2 separate regions of the Homo sapiens genome follow, and region 1 is linked to region 2. Evidence: read pairs that join two places in POLR2A ChIA-PET (ENCODE). Cell type or tissue: OCI-LY7. All regions are shown on one strand. Links, peaks and the distances in the headings refer to the core of each region. The heading gives the core; the rest is flanking DNA. Region 1 has its middle 36 kb from the start of WAKMAR2. Region 2 has its middle 62 kb from the start of LINC02539.

Region 1 (8,342 bases), core at 336-8,335, 100 kb before region 2:
AATGATTCAAGTTTAGAGTGCTGGGGTGTGTGTGTGTGTGTGTGTGTGTGTGTGTGTGTGAGAGAGAGAGAGAGAGACAGAGAGAAAGAGAGAAAATGATTACAGAATGGATCAGATACACACTTGGTGGGAGTATATATTGGAACAAAATCTCTGGAAGATAATTTGGCAATGCTATTTAAAAAATGTAAAATTTTGCATTCTAATTCCAGAAACTTATTCTGAGGGAATCATCATAGGATGATAGAAAGTCATAACTATTTATAATAGCAAAATATTGAATGCAGCACATATGCAATAAAACTAATTAATTATAATACATACAATGAAATATACAATGCATTCATCAAAAATAATGTGGCAGAAGAATTTTCAGTAATGTCAAAGAAATGGTTACATATATCGTTTGTGAAAAATATTAGGTTGCATAACTGCATGTACAATATGACCTGTTTGTGTTAAAAATATGTATTTATTATTTTAAAAAGCCTAAATGAGTATAATATCAAAACATTTACAGTAGTTATTCACCAGAAAGCAAAATCTTTGAAAATAGGAAATAAGTAGTGCATTTAGATCACATGGTAAGTAATTTAAAACTATGTTATTGAATTCTAATTAATTGTGTGATGGGATTATGGGCATTTTGATTTTCTTATGTCTATTCTCTAAGTTTTCTGAACAAATAAATATTACTTAAATGAGAAAACAGATCAAAATTTATATATATTGACAGAGAAATGAAATAAATATATAAAATAAAATTGATTTTTAAGTGGTAAAATAACAATAATGAACACTGTTTGGGTCTTTAATGTATCTTTCAACACACACACACACACACACACACACATCTTGACAGTCACCCATCAGATGATATAATTGTGTTTATGAAGAACCCAAAAGAATCCATAGATATTAAAACACAAATATTTATATAAAAGTCAATTGCATTTTTATATAACAGCAAACAAGTTAAAAAAAGAAACCAGCCTATAATCTCAGCTACTTGGGAGGCTGAGGCAGAAGGATGGCTTGAGTTCAGAGGTTTGACCTGATCAATATGGCGAGACCCTATCTCTTTAAAAAAAAAAAGGAAAGAAAAAGAAACCAAAAAATATATTTTTTAAAGGCAGCAGTCACAAAAGCAAACAAGTTAGAAAAGGAAACCAAATTGAAAAAAAAAAGACAATAGTCACAAAAGCAGTTAAAAACATAAGATACATAGAAAAACCTTTTTCAAGAGAGGAGCAAGAATGTTATGGAGAAGATTGTAATATTTTAACTATAGAGCCCACGTGGTCTGGTTTCAGACTGTGGCTCCCCTGAATTCATGGAAAAAATAAAATCAGATTCCTGCCTATTCTTACCATATCCCTAAATCAATTTCAGAGACATTAAACATTTAAATATGTAAACCAAAACAAAACATTTCAGATGAATAACACCTCTGGAAATAAAAAGATTTCTTAAATAAGGTTTTTACTCATAAAGGAAAAAAATTAAAATTTGACAATGTTTAAACTTAAGACTTTCTCTGAGAAGTCAGCTGAAAATTTGGAGAAGATATTTGCAACATGTATGCCAACAAAAAGAGTAATAAAAATATATAAAGGCAGCCCACAAATTAGTAAGAAAATGAGCAGCAAACAGAACAGTAGAAAAACGATGGGAAAATTTTTTTTCAAAATATAAAAAAAGTAATTGACACGGTTATGTAAGACTGAACTTCACACACCCTTCAATCTGCATTTTATTCCTGGATATATACCCAAAAGAAATTTTAGCATGTGTGTACCAGGAGACTTGGACAAGAATATCTATTTGATTTGTAACAGCAAAAACCTGAAGCGACACAGATCCAGGCAAATGAGATAATAGGTAAATAAGTGTGGTATAGTCATACAGTTGACTACTGTATAGCAGTGAAGATTAAGAACTATACACTATAGTCATCAACGTAGGTGGTACTGAATTAAAAGAGCAAGTTACAAAAGAATAATTATATAAAGTTCAAAGCCAAGCAAAATCAAATAGTACAGTGTTTAGGGATAAATGCCTATGTGGTAAAACTAAAAAGAAAAATGAAGAAATAATAAACCCAGTTTTTTTCTCAAGAAGCCTACTTTCTAACTGGGGAGGTGGCTCACTCACATGCACTAAACCATGTCTCTGGATTGGGGAAGATGAATAGATTGGGAGAAAGGTACACAAGGCTTCAAAGGTGTTGCTAATGTCTGATTTCTTAAGCTCAGTGGTGGGTATGCAAGTATCCATTTTATTATTATTCTTAGGCCTTATACTTAGGTTATAAATATGCTTTTTGTATTATTTATTTACAGTTTTTCGTTACTGAACAGAAACATTCAAAATGAGGGAAAACTTTATTAGAACCAGTTTGAGCAGTCTACACATTTCTCTTAGAGACACCATAGGATGGGTTTTTGAGATAGAGAGTTAGGATTTTTAAACATGACTGTGCACATTTCTGAGACCCAGTTTTCTTGTTTGTCAAATGGGGATAATACTTAACACATAATGTATTGTTAGGATGAAATTTGATCATATATATTTTTATAAACCCTAGCTTATGGACTGTCATATATTAAGTATGTAATATATACAGGTCATTGTTATTATTATTAAAATATAATATTACAGTAGTGAAGAGTTCTTTAAAAATAAACAGAAATAGAAATTACAGTTGGTCTTTTGAAATGAAACATACTGAGGTTATATTAAATGAATGCTGCATTATTTATAATATTGCTCTCGAATGTGAGGAGTATGTATGTGAGGAGTATGTTTTATTCGAAGGACTAAAAATAACTGCTGTACATCATCTAAACTTTCTCACATTTTGCATGGGACATTTACACATAATGTGTATTTTGTCCATCACATCAGGCTTGATTACTAACAATTACTACGGGTCTTCAGAGAACCGGCATTGAAGATCATTCCTATTAATGTTCACCTCCCATCAAAAGAAGATTAAGGAGAAAAGTAAGATAAAGTTCAAAGAGGAGATTTAAGGTGACAGGTCTGAGCAGACATGGCCAAGAAGTGACACTTCAAATTACCCAAGGACCTAGAGACAGGCAGAGACCTTTGAAGGTCAGGGTTTTATATGGGCTCACCATCTGGATGACTTCATTTAATGAAATTGTATCAAAGCGAGCGGGTTTTACAACCCCAGAGAGGTGGGCTTGGGGTAGCTTCCACTGAAAAGTCAAATTACTTCACAGAAAAACAAAACAAAACCAAAGGTTATGTTGCTAAAACTTTTGAACCAAAAGGAGAAGACAGAATTTCCTCCAATCACAAGGAACCAAGAAAAATATCACATTTCCTGGCTGCCCACTCAATTTACCACCCCCCGCCCAGTCCCCTTTAGTAACAGAGAAAGAAATCACAGTAGTGAATTAATAAAGCAGTGAGCCAGACTTTCCTTCCTCGTGTGATTCAGCCCCGCAGTTGGGGTGGCGGGGGGGCGGGTAGGGAGCGAGTTCTTTAACACTGAGCGCTCTGGACTGGCTTTCAATATTAGACATCCGGAGTTTTTGAAAATTAACACTGGAACAAAAGTGACTATCATACTCCATGTCCCCTTCACCCGCCCTCAGTCACAACTTTATTTTAAGGTTTCTTTGAGGCTGATTAAAAAAAAAAAAAAAAAACAACCTAATGGGAAACACTATCTAGAAATGGAGAAATCAAACCAATACTAAAGCATGTTGTAGCAATTGCCACCACCTATGATTGATTTTATTATAGGAAAAATGTGTTTTACCATAAATGACACTCCTTAAACTCGGTAACCAGCCTCCTTCCTCTCTCTTTCCAGCATATCTAGTTAATCATACATGACTGCAGCAAGGTGATGCAATAGTTTCAATGTAACTGCCTTATCTAGGCATGCAATGAGAAGACCTGTGTGGTTGAGGAGATGCAGACACTCACAGCGTGGCCCCTTGGGCATAAGAATAGTGGTGAGAGTTTTTCCACTGAGTCTTGCAGGGGTATTTGTGGCACCTGTACCTTCTGGAAGGTGCCCCCAAAACCCGGAGATCAGATAGGACTCCAGGGCACTGTGCTGACTTTCTTGCCCTGTGCTTACATTTCTGAGACAAGGATCTAAGAATAAATTCAATTTCCAGTCCCCTCACTTGCTTTGTGAGTTTTCAAAACCCGAAAAGGCCTACCTAAAACAGCATGCACATCCAGAGGTACTCCTGTTAACCGCTAGTGGCATTGACGACTATGAGATGCCCCATTGGCAAGGAGATGCCCCCTCGTTTTTGAGTCCCCCACTGACATTCTCAGGATGATGTCTGTTGGAGACACACTTCTAGCAGGTAAAATTCACACTAACAGGCAGGGTGAACTCTTCCAGACCACCAGAGAAAAAGCAACACTTCATGCTAAAACTTGGACAATACAAGTGTAAAAATACTACCTGGGGCCAGGTGCGGTGGCTCATGCCAACAATTTGGGAGGCCGAGGCGGGCCAATTTCTTGAACTCAGGAGTTCAAGACCAGCCTGGGCTACATGGTGAAAATATCGATAGATAGATAGATGATAGATAGATAGATAAAAAAAAATTTTAAAGCCAACTACCGGGGGTGGTTGTCTCTCCCAGCTGAGAATGAAGGAATCCTCCAAGCACAACTCTCTGTGGAATTCACCATTATCATTCTCTAGCACATGATAGAGCATTCTAGAAAGTGCCCCAAAGCTGCTTTCTCACCCAGGAATAATGAGCCTCAGATGTGAGCTGGGGCTAAAAGGTACCTGGACAACTGCCCTCCTCTGAGGAGGAGAGGTTGGGCCTTGGTGCCCAGAGCAGTGGTGAGTAGTCATCTTATCTCCTTTTACTTCCTCTGTGAAGCCTCTGCACTGGATTTTGACATCACAGATCAATATGATCCTATCCACTATATGCAATTCACAGAAGAACTGTGTAAAATACTTGAATAGAGATTCTGACTTCTAGTTACAAGTTGTTCTCACTGTTAAAAAGGAAAATTGGCCTCGGTCGTTTCTTAACAATGCTACCATTTACTTCAAGAAGAAAATTGTGGGCTTTAACCTTTGCGCATTTGATTCTTCCGCACGGCCTTCCAAGGAACTAGGGTAAATGGACAAATAGTTCTTATAATTTAATACCGCTGTTTAAAAATAGATACTGTACTGAATTTTTTGCTAATTATATTAATAACTTCAAAGCCTTTTATGGAGGATGCTTGCTGGAAACAGAAGGTATTTTTATTTCACTGAAAAACGTGATGAGATTTGGGTTTAGGATTTTGGAGGGAGGACCTGGAGTGTAGTGTAGTTGTTCAACGCATTTGTCAATATGTTCTTTTAGGATATCATATTTGGTCTTGTTTAAGGAATTCTTTTCTATTCTCAAGTCAGAAAACTATTTACCCATATATATTCCTCTCATAAAGTTTTGTTTTTGACATATAAATTCCTTACTCTGTCTGTAATTGATTTTTAAGCAGACTAGGAGCTAGGAATCCAAATTCAATTTTATCTATATTTATAATCAGTTTTCCAACTGTACTTTTTAAAGATTCCTTCCTTTCTCTACTGCTCAACTATGTCACCCCCATCATGTGACAAATTTCCATGTATAAATGTGTCATATGAAGTGATAGTCTCACTGGTGAGCAAGGAAATCCAAGTCAAGACTGTTGAGATGTCATCTACACCCTGTTAACTGGCCTCTCCATTCTATTCCACTGAAAATTTGTCTGTTCTTATGCCAGTACGAAACTATTATTTATGATAAATTGTTCTTGTAGGATGAAGACAGCTAGCTCTTAGTGTATTATCTTTCTAAACACAGTTAGACTTGGTTTTCCAAGAGTTTGTTTCTTTTATGTTGAAAAAAAAAAACTTGATGGTTGATTTGGGCCTGTATATATACATCGATGGCCTAGTTTGGCTTGTAATTTTCCTTTCTTATTCCATTCTTGTCTAATTTTGATAGCGAGGTCATATTGAATTCATAGAATGAGCTGTGGAGTATTCCTTCTTTCTCTGTGAATTGTAGAGATACTATAAGAGATAGGTTTGCAGAAAATCTTTTAAAAAAGATTATAAAAGTAATGTAAACTTATTGTCAGGAATTGTAAAAACACCCGATATTACAAAGAACAAAACAGAAGTAATTTATAGGCATTACCATCCAGAAATTATTGTTAAATATATTTTGGTATATTTCCTTCTACAACTTTTTATCAGTCTCTGCAAGATATGTCCAATTTTCTCTTTATCTATATCTGTATACAAGTAATATGCACACAAAGAATTCTGACCATAGTAGCATATACTATTTACCAACTCTTTGATTACTTCATTAGAATTTCCCATGCCATTAAATATTCTTTAAAAACAGAAATTTTAGTACCTATTAAGCTGATTATTAAAACAAATCCAAATTAAACTCCCTTTGCCTCCCAAATAAAAATATTAATTTTTTAGGTGAATAGTTAATATTTAAAAACTCAGTGAATAATATATTAATATGTATTTTCACTTTCTGTTAAGCTTTGGGCACCCGCCACCTTCATTCTTAGCTCCATCCTGGTCCTGACGCAGCTAGCCTGACCAAGCCTTGAAGTACATCAGATGCTGTAACCCTACTCATAGGTACAATTTTGAATTTGTGCTGGATCCAAGGCCATTGCGTCTGGGGTGAGCTTCAACGTCTTTGAGCCCCTTGAGCTGTATCCTTTCTCTTCCTCCTGGCCTTCACTGAGCTTGCTCTGTCCATGTCACTAGGCAGCTTGCCCTGGTTAACACTGAAATCCCTATCTGGGCCTGGAGCCAGCTCATGAACTGCACTCAGGTTCTCTGGGGTCTTGACAACATGATATCTTATTGCCAGATATGTGTTCCTTTATTCTGTTTATCAGTAGGTCAAGTCAATAAAAATATATTGATTGCCTACTCCATGCCAAGCTACTATGTGGGGGATATTACTGTCTGGACTTTGATCTGCTGTTGAGATATCAATCCAAACAACTAGATCTCAGTCAACCCTGCCGAATGCCTGATTCCAAAATTCACCATTGGCTGGACAGTCTGTTTTGCCCCAGATTGGACCTCTTAGATACTGATACCGTGTCAAGCTTACTATATCCCTTTTGACACTATAACTTGAAAATCTAGCTATCCATCTCAGGTCCCAGTTCTACAGAAAGGTTAGTCCCCAGTAATTCTGGCTTCTTTTCCTGTCCTCATGTCTCCCTTGCCAAGATCCTGCAAACTTTCCAGGTAAGCCTTCTTGGGTTCTGACCTTTATAACATTTATGATTTACAAAAATATCTTTATATATATTTTCCCATTCTAGTTTTGAATCTTAAAATAACTCTTTGAGATAGGAGGGGAGGCTTATTAAATCTCTGTTTCACTAAAGAGGAAACTGTCTTTAAGAAGACTAATGACGTATTTATGTTTAATAAATGGCCTTTTTAGGATGTGAACTCAGACCTTATCTCTCATTTTAATGTTCTTTACCCTGGGGGGTGGGGTGGCTAACCTTCACTTTGAACAGACCTTATAATTCATTTCAGGAAGCAGTCAACTCTTTGGTATGAAGGATTGATGTGTTAGACCTCCTAGGACGACACTTTAACCCCCAAATAATTACTCAAAACACATAAATATTACATCCTATGTAGTTAGAAGGATAAAAGTCAGTAGATGTAAGGCCAAGCATGGTGGCTCATGCCTATAATCCCAGCACTTTGGGAGGCCAAGGCAGACAGATTACTTGAGGTCAGGAGTTTGAGACCACTCTGTACCCAAAATACAAAAAATTAGCTAGCCGTGGTGGCATATGCCTGTAATCCCAGCTACTTGGGAGGCTGAGACAGGAGAATTGCTTGAACCCAGGAGGCAGAGGTTACAGTGAGCTGAGATCATACCACCACACTCCAGCCTGGGCGACAGAGTGGGACTTTGTCTCAAAAAAAAAAAAAAAAAATCAGTAGATGTAAAGGACCTTTGAGCAATGTGAGAATATGTTTCTTAGCTAGGCATAGACCTATCAAAGGGAAAGCTCTGTATAGGATCTCTTTTTTAAAAGAATTTAATTGTTATATTGAAACATAATTGTATGCCTATATGTGATACGTGTGATATTTTGATACATGCGTACGATGTGTAGTGATCCAGTCAGAATAATTAAGATATCTGTGACCTCACATAGTTATCATTTCTTTGTGCTAGGAACATTTCAAATCTCTTCTAGTTTTTTGGAATACACATCCTATAGCCTTTCTGCAGACTGAAAGTCGGCTTGGCTACTTCAGGGTAGAGAAG
Region 2 (8,342 bases), core at 223-8,222:
TTGCTGACTGTGTGAAAGGAATAGTCCTTTATACAGCTTGGAAGGAAAGAGCCCAGAACAAAAACAGTAAGGTTCTGACATATTTAAAGTACAGGATGTTCAGGCAAGGGAGTGAAAGTACATTAGGTTTGTTTTCAATTCATAAATCATCTAGTTCCAAAAGATAATTCTGTACGTTTTGGTTAGTTTAAGAAAGACAAATGCTTGACTATGGGCAGCATATAATCTTTTGGAAAAAAACGTTTCATTTGATTGTTCCCAGGCTTTCAGTTGAGAATTTTCCAAGGTGAAGTCACCTTCTTGCTGTGGTCTGCAGCTGTAGAAAGTCTGAAGTTAGAGTCTTTGACCAAACTCATTATTTTTCCTGCCAATGATCCTTTAGAGGATTTAACAAAACTTCAAATTTCACTAAAGAATAAAGGGAAATACAGTACAAGGTAGAGGAGCCCAAATCTTTGTTAAAGAGAAATTATTTTTATTGTGATTAACTCTTCTCAGACACTTAACTTTTCCAATCCAACCAGAAAGAAAGAATGGGAAGAAAGATTCATGAGACCACTGCTAACCCAACCCTTTTCTTCTTGTTTCTGAAAAAGCAAGATTTAGGAGGCTGCAGCCTCAGCTACCAGGCCATTGGCTTCTAGTCACTGTGTGAAAGTCAAAGCCTTTCTCCCAACTATAGGTCCTCTTCTCTTTTTCCCTGTCTCCCTGCCAAGCAAGTGGTGTGTGTGTGTGTGTGTGTCCACTAAAGGACTGGTTCTCAGCTTGTGGTGATTTTGTCCCTTTTCCCTCAAAATGTATGACAATGTTTGGAGACATGTTTGATTGTCACATCCTGGTACCTTACTGGTTTCTCATGGGTAAAGGCCAAGGATGCTGCTAAACATCCTATAAATGCACAAGGTAGCCCACACCACAACACATTACATGGCTCCAAACCCTGATCTGAAGGTTTAGATATGGAGGCCTCACTGGTCATTAATAGGTGTATGGGGAAGCTTCAGGTAAAGAATAGGTGGATACTCCAAACTATTTCTGGTAAAACTGTAAGATTTACGAGGTGGATAGGTACATGGACTTTAGAGCTAGAGCCAGAGACCTGGGTTCACAGTGTAAACTCTGCCACTCAGTAGCAAGGTGTCACTGACAAGTTACTTAACTTTTCTGCACCTATTAGGGAAATATAATTAAAAACAGAATCTCCTGTATTAGTCTGTTTTCGTGCTGTTGTTAAAGACATACCTGAGACTGGGAAATTTACAAAGAAAAGAGGTTTAATGGAGAACTCACAGCTTCAAGTGGATGGGGAGGCCTCACAATCATGGTGGAAGGGAAGGAGGAGCAAGTCACATGTTATGTGAATGGCGGCATGCAAAGAGAGCTTATGCAGATACACTCCCATTTTTAAAACCATCAGATCTTGTGAGACCCATTCACTATCACGAGAACAGCATGGGAGAGACCCGCACCCATGATTCGATCATCTCCTACCACGTCCCGCCCACAACACATGGGAATTATTGGAGCTACAAGATGAGATTTGGGTGGGGACACAGAGCCAAACCATATCACCTCCAAATCCAGAAAACCTCTTTACAAAGGTGGAAAAGTAGGAAACAACTTCACTACTGACTCAGCATTAAACCAGAATGCGGCCAGGGGTGGTGGCTCACGCCTGTAATCCTGGCACTTTGGGAGGCCAAGGCGAACTCCTGAGGTCAGGAGTTCGAGACCAGCCTGGCCAACATTGTGAAACCTTGTTTCTACTAAAAATGCAAAAATTAGCCAGGCATTGTGGTGGGCACCTGTAATCCCAGCTACTCGGGAGGCTGCAACAGGAGAATCGCTTGACCCCAAGAGGCAAAGCTTGCAATAAGCTGAGATGGTGCCACTGCACTCCAGCCTAGGTTACAGAGTAAGACCCTGTCTCAAAGAAAACCCAGAAAGGTAAAAACAAAAAACGAGAATGTGATGTGTATCACAGACAGGCAACCTGCTGAAGGGGTTATAAAGAAAGCAATTTCATTCTTTTATATAGCCAAGTGGATCCAACCCATTACCTTGGGTAGGTTTTGCCATTTGAGTCAGGTGACAGGTAGGCCTATCTCTTCCCAGGACACAGGGAGACTGGCTGTTATCTTCCTTGATTATAGTTCAAAGAGAAGCCTCTCAGATACTTCAGGAAACATTCCTGAGTATTGACACTGGCCAGAGGTTTAGTTAGCCATTAAAAAGGTTTACATACATTTGACAAGGACAGAGAAAGAAACTCTGAAGAAAAGGAAAGGGTGGGATGCTCCTTCCCTTATTTTCAACAGGGAGAATTAAGCCTTATTTCTAATTTGCATTTATCCTCAGATCCCTCAAGTGATTTGCCTATAAAAACAGGGTGTTGGCTGGGTGCGGTGGCTCACGCCTGTAATCCAGCAGTTTGGGAGGCCAAGGCAGGCGGATCACCTGAGGTCAGGAGTTCAAGACCAGCCTGGCCAACATGGCGAAACCCCATCCCTACTAAAAATACAAAAAATATTAGCCAGTGTTGGTGGTGGGCGCCTGTAATCCCAGCTGCTTGGGAGCCTGAGGCAGGTGTATCGCTTGAACCCGGGAGGCAGAGGCTGCAGTGAGCCGAGATTGTGCCACTGCACTCCAGCCTGGGCAACAAGAGCGAAACTCCTTCTCAAAACAAAACAAAAAAAATAAAAACAAAACAAAAAAAGAACAACAACAACAACAACAACAAAAACGGGGTGATAATAATGGTCCCTATTTCTTAGAGCTGTTGTAAAGATTAAAGATTATATGAGTTAACATGTGTATAGGGCTTAGACCAGTGTTTGGCACTCAATAAATGTTTGCTATTAATATGCTGCTTTAAGGCAAGCCCTGGTGATAGCCAGGGTTTTAAGATGTCCCCATGATTCCTGTCCCTGGTATATATGTCTTGTATAATTCCCTCCCATCTTGTGTGGGCAGAAGCTGTGAAGATGAAGGCATATTACTTTATGATGAGGTTACTCATCAGTTGACTTTGAGTTCATAAAAGGGAGATTATCCATTAAGCCTGAGTGAGACAGGGCTCATGGAGGAGGCCACATGCCCAGGAACTGCCGGACAGCCTCTAAGACTTGGGAGCACCCCAGGTGCATGGTCAGTGAAAGAACTGGAGCCTCAGTTTTGCAATCACAAGGAACTGAATTCTGCTGATCTCCAGAAAGGAATGCAGCCTGGCTGACACCTTTATTTCAGTTGTATGAGACCCTGAGCAGAAGCTCCAGCACATCTGGGCCTAGACTTTGACCTCCAGAAACCTCAGAGTGAGCCTCTGGGCAGCCTTTTGCTCAGTTTCCCTTCTGTAAAGTTAATAAATGGAAGTCGAGAATAACTAGGCGGTTGTTTCCTGCAGTTCTGAATTCTGTAAGGATCCCAAAGAGTGAGTGCTGGAGGAACAGGAGTGGCTTTCTAAAAGAGACCATTTCAAACCTGAGTACACTGGCCTGAACTTTCACCTCCCCTTTGATATTCACGCTTTTGGTGTTCCCAAGAAGGCAGACTGAGATTCGTGTTCAGCAGGGCTCCAAACACTTGGTGGGTTTGGCTCAAAAATATCTTATTTACAGATACCTTTTTCTCTTAGAAGTTTAAATCACTTGAAATGCATGTAATTAATCTTAATGAATAAAGACGGGCTTTATCAGAGATCAGAGGGCTCTGGAAGGCTACTGACATTCCCAAGAACACGCTCTCAGGCACTAGCTGACTCCCAGCAGTGGTGAGCCTCATATCAGGTCCTTCAGCTTCAGGAGCGTGTTAAGATGGAGATGCACTCATCACCACTGGGCTCTCTTAGAGATTCTGATTAGAAAGATGGGTCCCAGGAAATTGCATTTTTAGCAAGCACCTACGACAATTCTGAAAGCAAGATGTTTGTGGGCTGAACTATGAAAAACTCAAGGCTTAAAGGAAGCATCACCAATAGCAAGTTAGAGATTAACTTAAAGGATCAGGAAGGGTTGCAGCAGGAAGCAGACTCCAACTCCTGTGACTGAATAAAGAATTTCAGTGAAGAAATTATGAGCATGTGGGTAGGTTTAAAGGAAACAATAGGGGTTGTTAAAGCATTCAGAGACTGGCAATAGCTGGAAATCATCACCGTCCATAGGGCTGAAGGAACAAGGGGAATGTAATAGTGTCACTAAATTCCATTAAGCAATGGGGCTGATGAGGACAGGCCCCCAACAAGGGCTGTAGCCAAAAAGGGATGCAGCAGGTGCCAGAGACAGGGAGGGTGCATAAAAACAGGGAGGGTCAAACAGGCCAGGCACCTACAGTGGTAGAACCCAAATGGAAGCCAGCCAACAAGGGAGCCTGAATGAGCAATTCCAAGGGGCAGTTTCTCTGGGCACTAAACAGGGCAGAGAAGGGCAGGCAGGGGTGGCAATGGAAAATCATCAGCATATTTCAAATCTTAAGAACAACATCACCAACATGAAGAATTGCTGGACAATTAAGGGAGTGAGTAGACCAAAAGGGAAGTCATCTCTACTACCACTACTGCTGAGAGCATCAGTTATAGGAGACGGCCAAGGCCAGGCGTCTTGGAATCAGGAGGGGATGTGGAGGTATAAAGTGTTGGGGAAGGAGAAAGGAAGATGGCAGGGCAGGGCTGTGGTGCTGCGAACCTGACAGATTAGCCTTTTTCAGTCAGCCCTGAAAACCATAAGAAATACACCTGAAAGTACTGTAACAGCCTTCCCAAGACATTCTGAGTAGCACTCACTGTCCTGAGCACCAATTCAGTGTCTTTCTTTGCTGATAGCATTGCCAAAGCTCACTGCTGCCCCCTGGATAAAACAAACCAACTTAATGAACACTTGAAGCTCTCATCATAAATTGTCTTATTATGATGAATCAGGAAGCATCTAATTTCCTCCCTAGATTATGACCACCATTAAGAGGATAGCCAATTAAAAACATTATGTAACTGGATCACATATGTCAGTTCATAGTACAGCTGAGATGTAGAGAAAAGGGGATTTCTTTATCTTTTGTTTAACTAAATTGGCCCTCCCAAGCTTCCACCAGTTCAACCTAGTTGAGATAGTGAGGTCTAGGTGAAAGCATGGAAAAGAACGTGACTTGCTGGTTCCATGTTGTGCTGACGGGATATGGATAGGCCCTGGGCTCATGACAGTTCACAGGTTGCGCTGACAGGAATCCGTGTATCTGTAGCAGCCAGCCCCTTGTCCAGAGCTGCTGCCCTGTTGCTCTTCAGGGCTGAAACCTGCAGCTGGTGGTCTCCAGCTCCAGCAATGTTCTTAAAAAGAACTCGACACTCATTTCCTGATCTCTGCTTCTCTTCAACTCAAATGAGCTCTAGCCCTTTGGGTTTCTGCTGCCTCCATCCCTTGGCTTGGCTGTCCATCCTGTGCTGTGGGGTCACCTTGCTTTGTCTCAGCAGACCCTGTGGCAAGTCCTCTGGCTTTCATCTCAGCATCCAGACCCTGTGGCAAGTCCTCTGGCTTTCATCTCAGCATCCAGTGGGGCAAGAGAATGAAGGGAAGCTCCAGATTGCCAGCTAGCTTGCCAGCTAGCTCTTTCTGTCTGCTCATGTCCTTCCACCCTCTTAAGCACCTGATGATCACATGTGGGTGTGGGCCTGTCTTCACTGTAATCCTCTCCCTACCATCCAAATGGGCATTTATGGCAGCCCGTCTCCTGGGTGATCCTCTCAATGTATCCAAAAAATATACAGTTGATCCTCATTATTTGTAGATTTGCCTATTTGCTAAAATTTATTTCTAACCCCCAAATCAAAACTTGTGCTTTTGTATCATTCATAGACATGCATGATGTGGTAAAAAATTTGAGTCACTCATGCACTTTTCCAGTTGAGGTCGCACCAGGTGAGGCTCTGCCTTTTTGTTTCAGCTCTCATCCTGTAAACAAAAGTCCTTCTGCCTCCTTAGTTGCCCATGTTTTCATTTTTGTGGTTTTTTCTTTGTGACTTTACTGTTTCAAATGGCTCCCCGCCATAGTGCAGAAGTGATGTTTGGTGTTCCTAAGCTGAAGAATGCTGTGATGACCTTACAGAGAAAAGACGTGTTATGGACTGAAGGTTTGTGTCCCTGCAAATTCATATGTTGAAGGTCCAGCCCAAGTTTGGCTGTATATGGAAATGGGGTCTTTAAAGAGGTTTTAAGGTTAAAAGAATGGGCCTTATCAGGTTATTGGGGGGGGGGTCATAAATTGGGCCCTGATCTGATAAAATTAGTGTCTTTATAAAAAGAGCTTTCTCTCTCTTCTGCCCACCCTGCCCATCTCCCCCCTTCAGAGGAAAAGCCATATGTGGACAAGGCAACTGTCTGAAAGCCAGGAAGAGAGCCTTTGCCAGAAACCAAACCTGTGGGCACCTTGATCTTGGAGTTTCTAGCCACCAGAAGTTTGAGAAAATAGATTTCTGCTCTTTAAGCCACAGAGTCTGTGGAATTTTATTAGCTCAGCCCGGGCAGATTGAGACAACATGTCTTAGATAAGCTACAATCACACATGAGTTATAGTGTTACTGGCCATGAGTTCAGTGCTACTGAGTCAATAATATCTATTAAGTAAGGTGTTTAAAAATAGACACACACATAAAACAAGATTATATACTGATCGATTAATGAATTAAAAATACTTACTCCCTGTTAAGAGAAGGAAAAAGTTGCAGACCGGGAGGAAATATTTGCAAGAAGATATATCTGGTAAAGAACTGTTATTCAAAATATACTGACATGGTTTGCATCTGTGTCTCCACTCAGGTCTCATGTTGAATTGTAATCCCCAATGTTGGAAGTGGGTCCTGGTGAGAGGTGATTGGACCATGGGAGTGGATTCTAATGGTTTGGCACCATCCGCCTGGTGCTGTCTCATGACAGAGTTCTCAGGAGATCTGGTTGTTTAAAAATGTGTGGCACCTCCCCCTTGTCTCTCTTCCCCCTGCTCTAGCTCTATAAGATGTGCCAGCTTCCTCTTTGCCTTCTGCCATGATTGTAAGTTTCCTGAGGCCTTCCCAGAAGCAGAAGCCTATACAGCCTGCAGAACCATGGGCCAGTTAAACCTCTTTGCTTTATAAATTACCCAATCTGAGGTATTTCTTTATAGCAGTGTGAGAATGAACTAATACATGTATAAAGAGCTCTTAAAATTCAATAAGAAAACAAATAACCTGCTGAAAAAGAAGGGCAAAAGACATGAATATAGACCTCATAAAAGAAGATATACGAATAGCAAATCAACGTATAAAAAAATGCTCCACATCATATGTCATCAGGGAATTGCAATTTAAAACAACAATGCAGGCCGGGTGCGGTGGCTCATGCTTATAATTCTAGCACTTTGGGAGGCTGAGGCAGGTGGATCACCTGGGGTCAGGAGTTTGAGACCAGTCTGGTCAACATGGTGAAACCCTATCTCTACTAAAAATACACAATTAGCCGGGTGTGGTGGTGCATGCCTGTAATCCCAGCTACTTGGGAGACTGAGGCAGGAGATTTGCTTGAACCCAGGAGGCGGAGGTTACAGTGAGCCGAGATCATGCCATTGCACTCCAGCCTGGGTGACAGAGCAAGACTCTGTCTCAAAACGAAAACAGGCATGCAGGCATCTTTCCCTCTGTCTATGTACATGCATGTATACATACCTCCAGCCTCTACCCACACATGTATAAGAATTCTTTTAAAGGGATCATACTTAGAGGGATTGTGCTACTGCACTCCAGCCTAGGCAAAAAGAGCAAAATTCCATCTCAAACAAAAAACAAAACAAAACAAAACAAAAAAACAGTGTGATACCGCTACATGCCTATTAGAATGGCCAAAGTCTGGAACACTGAAAACATCAAATGCTTGTAAGGATGTAGGGCAACAGGAACTCTCATTCATTGCTGGTGGGAATGCAAAATGGTACAGCCAGTTTGGCAGTTTTTTTTTTTACAAAACTAAACACTCTTACCATATGATCTAGCAGTCTCACTTCTTGGTACTTACCCACATGAGTTGAAAACTTATGTCCACACAAAAATCCTGCACGTGAATGTTTATAACAGCATTATTCATAATTGCCATAACTTAGAAGCACTCAAGCTATCCTTCAGTAAGTGAATAGATAAATCGTGTGTATTTGCTCAGGCCAATATAACAAAATAAAACAGACTGAGTGGCTTAAACAACAAAAATTTATTTTCTAACAGTTCTGGCAGTCAGAAGTCCAAGATCAAGGCCTCAGACGATTTCAGTTCTGGTGAGGGCTCTCTTCCTGGATTGCAGATGGCTGCCTTCTTGTTAAGTCCTCACATGGCCTTT

The links. Peaks named below come from ENCODE experiments on the same cell type or tissue, not always from the same donor. Only the 100,000 strongest peaks of a DNase experiment are listed, where the experiment ranks them.
Region 1: POLR2A ChIA-PET joins it to region 2 with 7 read pairs; 3 of 35 experiments call an interaction of 5 or more read pairs at or near these places.

What each region holds. Positions count from the first base shown.
Region 1 is chr6:137,900,247-137,908,588 of GRCh38, reverse strand. No RefSeq gene overlaps it. Among named protein-coding and RNA genes, the nearest start is that of WAKMAR2, 36 kb to the right of the region's middle. RefSeq lists enhancers at 3,160-3,249, 3,430-3,479. In OCI-LY7, for the core only: no CTCF peak of the experiment used is centred there; a DNase peak (open chromatin) is centred at 3,918; H3K4me3 peaks cover 864 bases; H3K27ac peaks cover 920 bases.
Region 2 is chr6:137,796,637-137,804,978 of GRCh38, reverse strand. No RefSeq gene overlaps it. Among named protein-coding and RNA genes, the nearest start is that of LINC02539, 62 kb to the right of the region's middle. In OCI-LY7, for the core only: CTCF peaks have their summits at 4,651 and 4,854; a DNase peak (open chromatin) is centred at 4,818.